2 separate regions of the Mus musculus genome follow, and region 2 is linked to region 1. Evidence: chromatin loops called from intact Hi-C (ENCODE). Cell type or tissue: heart. All regions are shown on one strand. Links, peaks and the distances in the headings refer to the core of each region. The heading gives the core; the rest is flanking DNA.

The links. Hi-C counts contacts between places; a loop is a spot of excess contacts. Peaks named below come from ENCODE experiments on the same cell type or tissue, not always from the same donor. Only the 100,000 strongest peaks of a DNase experiment are listed, where the experiment ranks them.
Region 2: a loop joins it to region 1, with 2.9 times the contacts of the local background. A loop is called at or near these places in 1 of 42 quality-filtered maps.

The regions. Positions count from the first base shown.
Region 1 is chr6:125,045,157-125,048,063 of GRCm38, forward strand. Ing4 (inhibitor of growth family, member 4) reads left to right here. Exons shown (of 8, transcript NM_133345.2): 3 at 1,748-1,914; 4 at 2,055-2,169; 5 at 2,326-2,431; 6 at 2,637-2,784. All of the region lies in intron 1 of 4930557K07Rik (RIKEN cDNA 4930557K07 gene), which reads right to left. Among named protein-coding and RNA genes, the nearest start is that of 4930557K07Rik, 3.2 kb to the right of the region's middle. In heart, for the core only: a CTCF peak has its summit at 1,718 (motif pointing right); a DNase peak (open chromatin) is centred at 1,805.
Region 2 is chr6:125,168,969-125,171,875 of GRCm38, forward strand. It overlaps Ncapd2 (non-SMC condensin I complex, subunit D2), which reads right to left. Exons shown (of 32, transcript NM_146171.1): 23 at 2,865-2,907; 24 at 2,668-2,791; 25 at 2,430-2,585; 26 at 1,948-2,125; 27 at 1,759-1,853; 28 at 1,166-1,246; 29 at 847-1,030; 30 at 1-21. Among named protein-coding and RNA genes, the nearest start is that of Gapdh, 4.6 kb to the left of the region's middle. In heart, for the core only: a CTCF peak has its summit at 1,440 (motif pointing left); a DNase peak (open chromatin) is centred at 1,434; H3K27ac peaks cover 1,181 bases.

The DNA of each region.
Region 1 (2,907 bases), core at 276-2,775:
TAACTCATAGGCGGTTAGAATCAGCTGGATTTTTCAGTCCTTGTACTCGGGGCTGAGTTGGCTCTCCTGAGGTGCCTGCCCTCTGGCGCCTGAGGAGCGCTTCACTGCAGAGCTCAGGCTGCTCTGCTCCGGAGGTAAGGTTCATTTTGAAGGTGTCCTCATACCCACTGAAGGATAGATATGTCTTATGTTCCATCCTAGGTAGCCATGTTCAAAGACCTAGCAAGCTAGGCTGTGAAGCCATGTCTTTTTTTTTTTTTTTTTTTTTTTTTAAAGATTTATTTATTTATTGGATGTAAGTACACTGTAGCTGTCTTCAGACACACCAGAAGAGGGCGTCAGATCTCGTTACAGATGGTTGTGAGCCACCATGTGGTTGCTGGGATTTGAACTCCGGACCTTTGGAAGAGCAGTCGGGTGCTCTTACCCACTGAGCCATCTCACCAGTCCATGAAGCCATGTCTTAAGTTGCTCTGGCTAAGTGTCTTCATGGGTATCACCTAACACTCTGGACATCTGCCTCTGACAGCTGTCTGCGAGACAGTTAGAATCGGCTGGATTTCTTTTCAATGTTGTTCTAACTCTTGATTCTGTGTATAGAGACCAGCTGGAAATTACAGAATTGTATATTTTTCTCACTTCTAAAGGCCTGGAATGCAGTGAGGTATGGGCATAGCATGTTCCCACTGCCTGGTGCTGCACTGGGTTAGTCTTTCATCTCCTTCCATTGTCATTTTTATGAGCCCTACATAATGCTAGGGGGTAGAGATCTTCTAGTCAGTATTCCGGGTCTTCACCAGCCCTCTACTATTAAGGTGTTTTGAGCGATATCTAAGATGAACAAACAAACAAAAAAAATGACAAGAATGGTAAGCAAGTTACAAGTGATGAGCAAGCTGGATGTGGTGGCACACACATGGAATCTCAGCTTTCAGGGGGCTGAGGCAGGAGGATTAGCTTCTGTTTGAGGTCAGCCTGGACTATATAGTAAGTTCTAAGACATCTTGAGCTACAGAGACTTGGTACTCGGAAAATGGAAAGAGAAAAGTAGGGTGGATGGGAAGGATGCAGACACCGCTTTCCTTGAAGTAATTAAGACGTAATGTTAAAATGTCAGACCCCGCACTCTGGCTGCGTAGGCGGGAGCATCCTAAGTTCAAGGCCAACCTGGGCAAGACTCAAAGAGAGAGAGAGACCTGGAGCCAGAGCACCAGTGAGTGACAGCCTGGTTTGCAGGAGGCAGGGCAGGGCCGTTTGGAGATGCTGCTCAGAAAGAAGATGGTCTTTGGAACCCCACTCACGAGGCAAGCAGCAAGCAAGCCCTGCAAAGAAGCATCCTGAAATGTCATCAGGAATGTACTTCAGGACAACCTGCTTTGCAGAGAACCCCACAATGACTCTGTAGTAGTCTCAACTCCCAACTCGGCAGCCATGTTTTCTGTACCCTGAAGGGACTTTAAGACAGTCTCAGCCAGGCCCACGCTTATGATCCCAGTGTTAGGAAATCTAAGACAGGAGGATATTCCAAGTTCAAGACCAGGCTAAGCTACATACTGACACTGTCTCAAAACAAACCAAAAAAAAAGCCCAAATGAGTATTTGCATTTCCTGAATACAAGGCATAGTTCAGTACAGTTCACTTGGAAGGTTTTGATGGCCAATGGAAAAGGTCCAAGGAACAAGAGGAAGAAGTATGTTTCATCTAGCCACCAGGGGCCGCTGTGACCCAGGCCTGTCTCTGTTGTAGACCTGAAGGCTGAAATTGACAAGTTGGCCACTGAATATATGAGTAGCGCCCGCAGCCTGAGCTCCGAGGAGAAGCTGGCCCTTCTCAGACAGATCCAGGAGGCCTATGGCAAGTGCAAGGAATTTGGTGACGACAAGGTGCAGCTGGCCATGCAGACCTATGAGATGGTATGGCCCTGTTCATGGTTTCCCACCTAGCTCTCAGCTAATTCTCAGGGTCTTAGACCCCCTCCTTCAGCTGTGTTGGGTCTTAGCTGTTTTCCTTGATCGGAGCCAGGCTTGGACCTCTTCCCTTCCTTCCCTCACAGGTAGACAAACACATTCGGCGGCTGGACACAGACCTGGCCCGTTTTGAGGCTGATCTGAAGGAGAAACAGATCGAGTCCAGTGACTATGACAGCTCTTCTAGCAAAGGCAAAAAGAGTGAGGAGGGGCGGGGCTGTGAGATGCGGGCAAGGAGTCAGAGGGAGAAGAGGCCAACTCCAGCTAGGAGGGAGCGGCACTGCCTGGACCAGGAGCAAAGAGAACTTAACCCATCTTTTTGTCTCTGCCTCCCGGCTTACCCTTTCTTCCTAGAAGGCCGGACCCAAAAGGAGAAAAAAGCTGCCAGAGCCCGTTCCAAAGGGAAAAACTCAGATGAAGAAGCCCCCAAGGCTGCCCAGAAGAAGTTAAAACTTGTGCGCACGTGAGTATACCAGAGGACGCCCGCCTCCCAGCCAGCCTCGTGCCACTTTCCCTGTCTTCTGTGCCAGTAACTCTGTCACTGTGGTGTCTGCTGGACGGAGAGGAAGCCACACATCACTTGCCTCACCACGATCTTCTACCACCTCAGAGCGCAGGTTGTAGCTTCCCTTCCTGCGGATGACATTTGTCTTCCTCTTGGCATACAGAAGTCCTGAGTATGGGATGCCCTCAGTGACCTTTGGCAGTGTCCACCCCTCTGATGTGTTGGATATGCCTGTGGATCCCAACGAACCCACATATTGCCTTTGTCACCAGGTCTCCTATGGAGAGATGATTGGCTGTGACAACCCGGATGTGAGAACCGTTTCCTCGGGGTTGGGGGAGGAGCTCTGAGGGGCATGAGTAAGAGGAGGAGGTGACTCGGGTGAAGAGAAGGATGCAGAATGGGATGGTGGTTGGACTGGGTTGCTGAGACTT
Region 2 (2,907 bases), core at 134-2,633, 120 kb after region 1:
CTCAAATTCATCTATTATAGCCTGGAGGACAGAAAGTTAAAGACAGGGCTGGAAACATTATCTCCCTGCTTAAAAAGAAATAGCCATGAAAAGAGAGAAAACTAAAGAAACCAATCTGAAACTGTGATTCCAACTAACTGATGCCACCACAGGGGTGGGGGGTAAGGTGACCTCAAAGTCCTGAAAATGCCCAGTATGACACAAGTGGTAAGTATGTGCCACTGTGTCCAGTGAGTGGACTTTGGATGCTGATCTGTCAATCACGTTCCTTCATCCAGGACCACGTATACCAGGACAAGAAGGTCATGGGGTGGAGGCCATGCGGGTGTGGGACAGAGCATATGGGAGCTCTACTTACTGACTTTTGCTTTAAACATGAAACTACTCTAAAGAAGCAGTCCAGTGCAAACATGTGCGGCATACCTCTACTACCAGGAGACAGAGGCAGGGGAATCTCTGTTAGTCTGAGGCAGCTGGGTCTACATAGCAAGACCCTATCTCAAGGCCTTCACTGGGGCTGGGAAGGTGGCATAGTGGTTAGGAGCACTGGCTGCTCTTACAAAAGACCTGTGTTCAGTTCTCAGGGCCCACAACAGTCTAACTCCAATTCCAAGGGGACTTGGCACCTTCATGCAAACATATACACAGGCAAAATACCAATGCATGTTAACAAAAAAGGAAATGAATGGCCTTTAAAAAAGGGACCAGGAATTAAGATCTGGTCTTAGTCACTCTGGTTCCATAGCTGTAGTGAGGCTAGCAAGGCAGAAAGTTCAGACAGGAGTCTCAGAGCACTTAGGGAGGCAGATGAAGTTTACTGCACCGGAACCTAACAGGACCACTCACCTTGCCCTCAGGCTTGGCCCCGCGACGCAGTTTGCCCACAACTGACAAGAAAGCACTGAAGACAGACTCATCTAAGAGCTTATCGCCAAAGCACTCAAAGTTGTCTAGCATCTTCTGGAGACCTCGCTCTGTGAGGGGCAGCTGGGACATACAGTAGGCTAGGTCTCGGTACTGACGCTCAGTTCTACAGGGAGGGAGAGACTCTGTGAGGCACACACATCCTCCCCCTTCAGTCTCCTTTGGTCCCACGGATGCCACCAGGGACTCTCTCTTCTGAAAGGTCCCTCTTAGCACAAAGATGTCCCAAAATGGAGCATACCGGGCTGTGCGGAACCGCTGACACAGCTTTTCTACCAAGCTCTCAGTCTGTTTGTCCTTGGTGATGTAGGAGAGGAGCTGCCTGTGAGGAGAGAGTGTACGATTGGCCAGGAAACCCCTTTCTCAGCTCCTACACTGAAGCCACCACCCCAACCCCAGCATGGCCTCTTCTGTCCTTGCTTTAGAAGAGAGTTCTTTGCATGGCCTTCTACCGCCTGTCCTCTGGTCTCCTTCCCTTTATTGAGAAAGCAAATAACAGCTGCCACCTAGTGACTGCTACTATGTGCCTCACCCTCACCCTCAAGCAGCACCCTACCCTATGTAAGAGCCTCCACAACTATGCAGCAAGTCCTGTCAACCTCATACGGTTAAGACGGGCAAACAGGTCAAGTAACTTGTGGAGAAAGTACGGCTAAAATGTCCATCTAGAGCTGAAGACAGCGGCAGAGTGCTTGCCTAGCACATGCAAGACCCTGTGTTCATTCTTCTTCATTCTTTGCATTCCATCCATCCATCCATCCATCCATCCATCCATCCATCCATCCTAAGTCTGTGTGCCCCCCCCCCCACTACTCTAGATCTAAAGAGCCATACTTCATGATGGTGTGGAAGGGCTCCTCTTCCACTCCGCCCTCTGGGTCTGACAGGCGACTGATGATATCGGGGAGTAGATTATAGATAGCATTGCCCTGTAGGAGGAAAAGGATGAGATGAGGCGGGGAGCAGCCGGCAGAAGTGGGACCTATCCATCTCCCCGACAAAGCCCCAAGCTGCTTCTCTCACCTTGTGGGAGAGCTCATTGAAGAAATTCTTGGCCAGAGCAGCGATCTGAGGCACAGGGTCGATGAGCAGCACGGCCATCTCGCTCACCTGCCCCTTCACCTTCACCATGTCCTTCAGGATCAGGTGCGTCATCACCAGCCCCGCTGTCTTCCGCACTTGTTGAGCTGGGTCTCGGAGGCTAGGAATAAAAACTCTAGTCACTAAGATCAAGAACTCGTGTTTGTACCTTGAGAACAATAGGAAGGCCTTAAGAACAAGGATCTATTGTTCCACAGTACGCCAGTTTAGAAGCAGCTCCAAGGCTGGAGTCAGGGACCACGAGATCTGTAGGCAAGATTTTAGAGGGAAGCTTCAGCTCCCAGTGCCCATTTCGGGCCTGCTTGTACAGGGTGAACAGCCAGCAGGTACCGAAGTCAGTGCCACGGGTGGGGGAGGAGCCCGTGAACTCTTAGTGGGTCTCAGGTGGCCCAGGGATCTCTTACCGGGCATACAGATGAGGAGTCCAGGGATCCACCAGGTTAGGGAAGCGGATAGCCAGATCCCCTGTGGCAACCATGAGGTTAGATCGCACAGTGGGGAGTGAAGACTTTTCCAGCATGGTGAATAGAAGACGAAGCTGGGAGTCGCAGAAAGGGGCACTGAGGGCAAAGAGAGACCCATCAGGAAAGCAAGAGGGCTGTACCATCTCATGTTCCTTGAGATGAAGCCAACTAGGCCTACCTGATCATGCAGAACTTGCCAAGGGCCAGCGACGCAGCCGCACAGAGCTCTGGGTTGCTGTATAAGCCAGGGTTGTTACAGACTTTAAGTAGCAGTGGAACAAAGGCAGCTAGTACCTGGTTGCCTGACAAAAGAACATGTCCAGGTTAGGGACAGATTGATTCAACTGGGGGAGGGCACATAGCGATCTTTCTTACCGTCCAACAGCTCCTTCTCACAGATGCTTCGGATGAGCTCCGC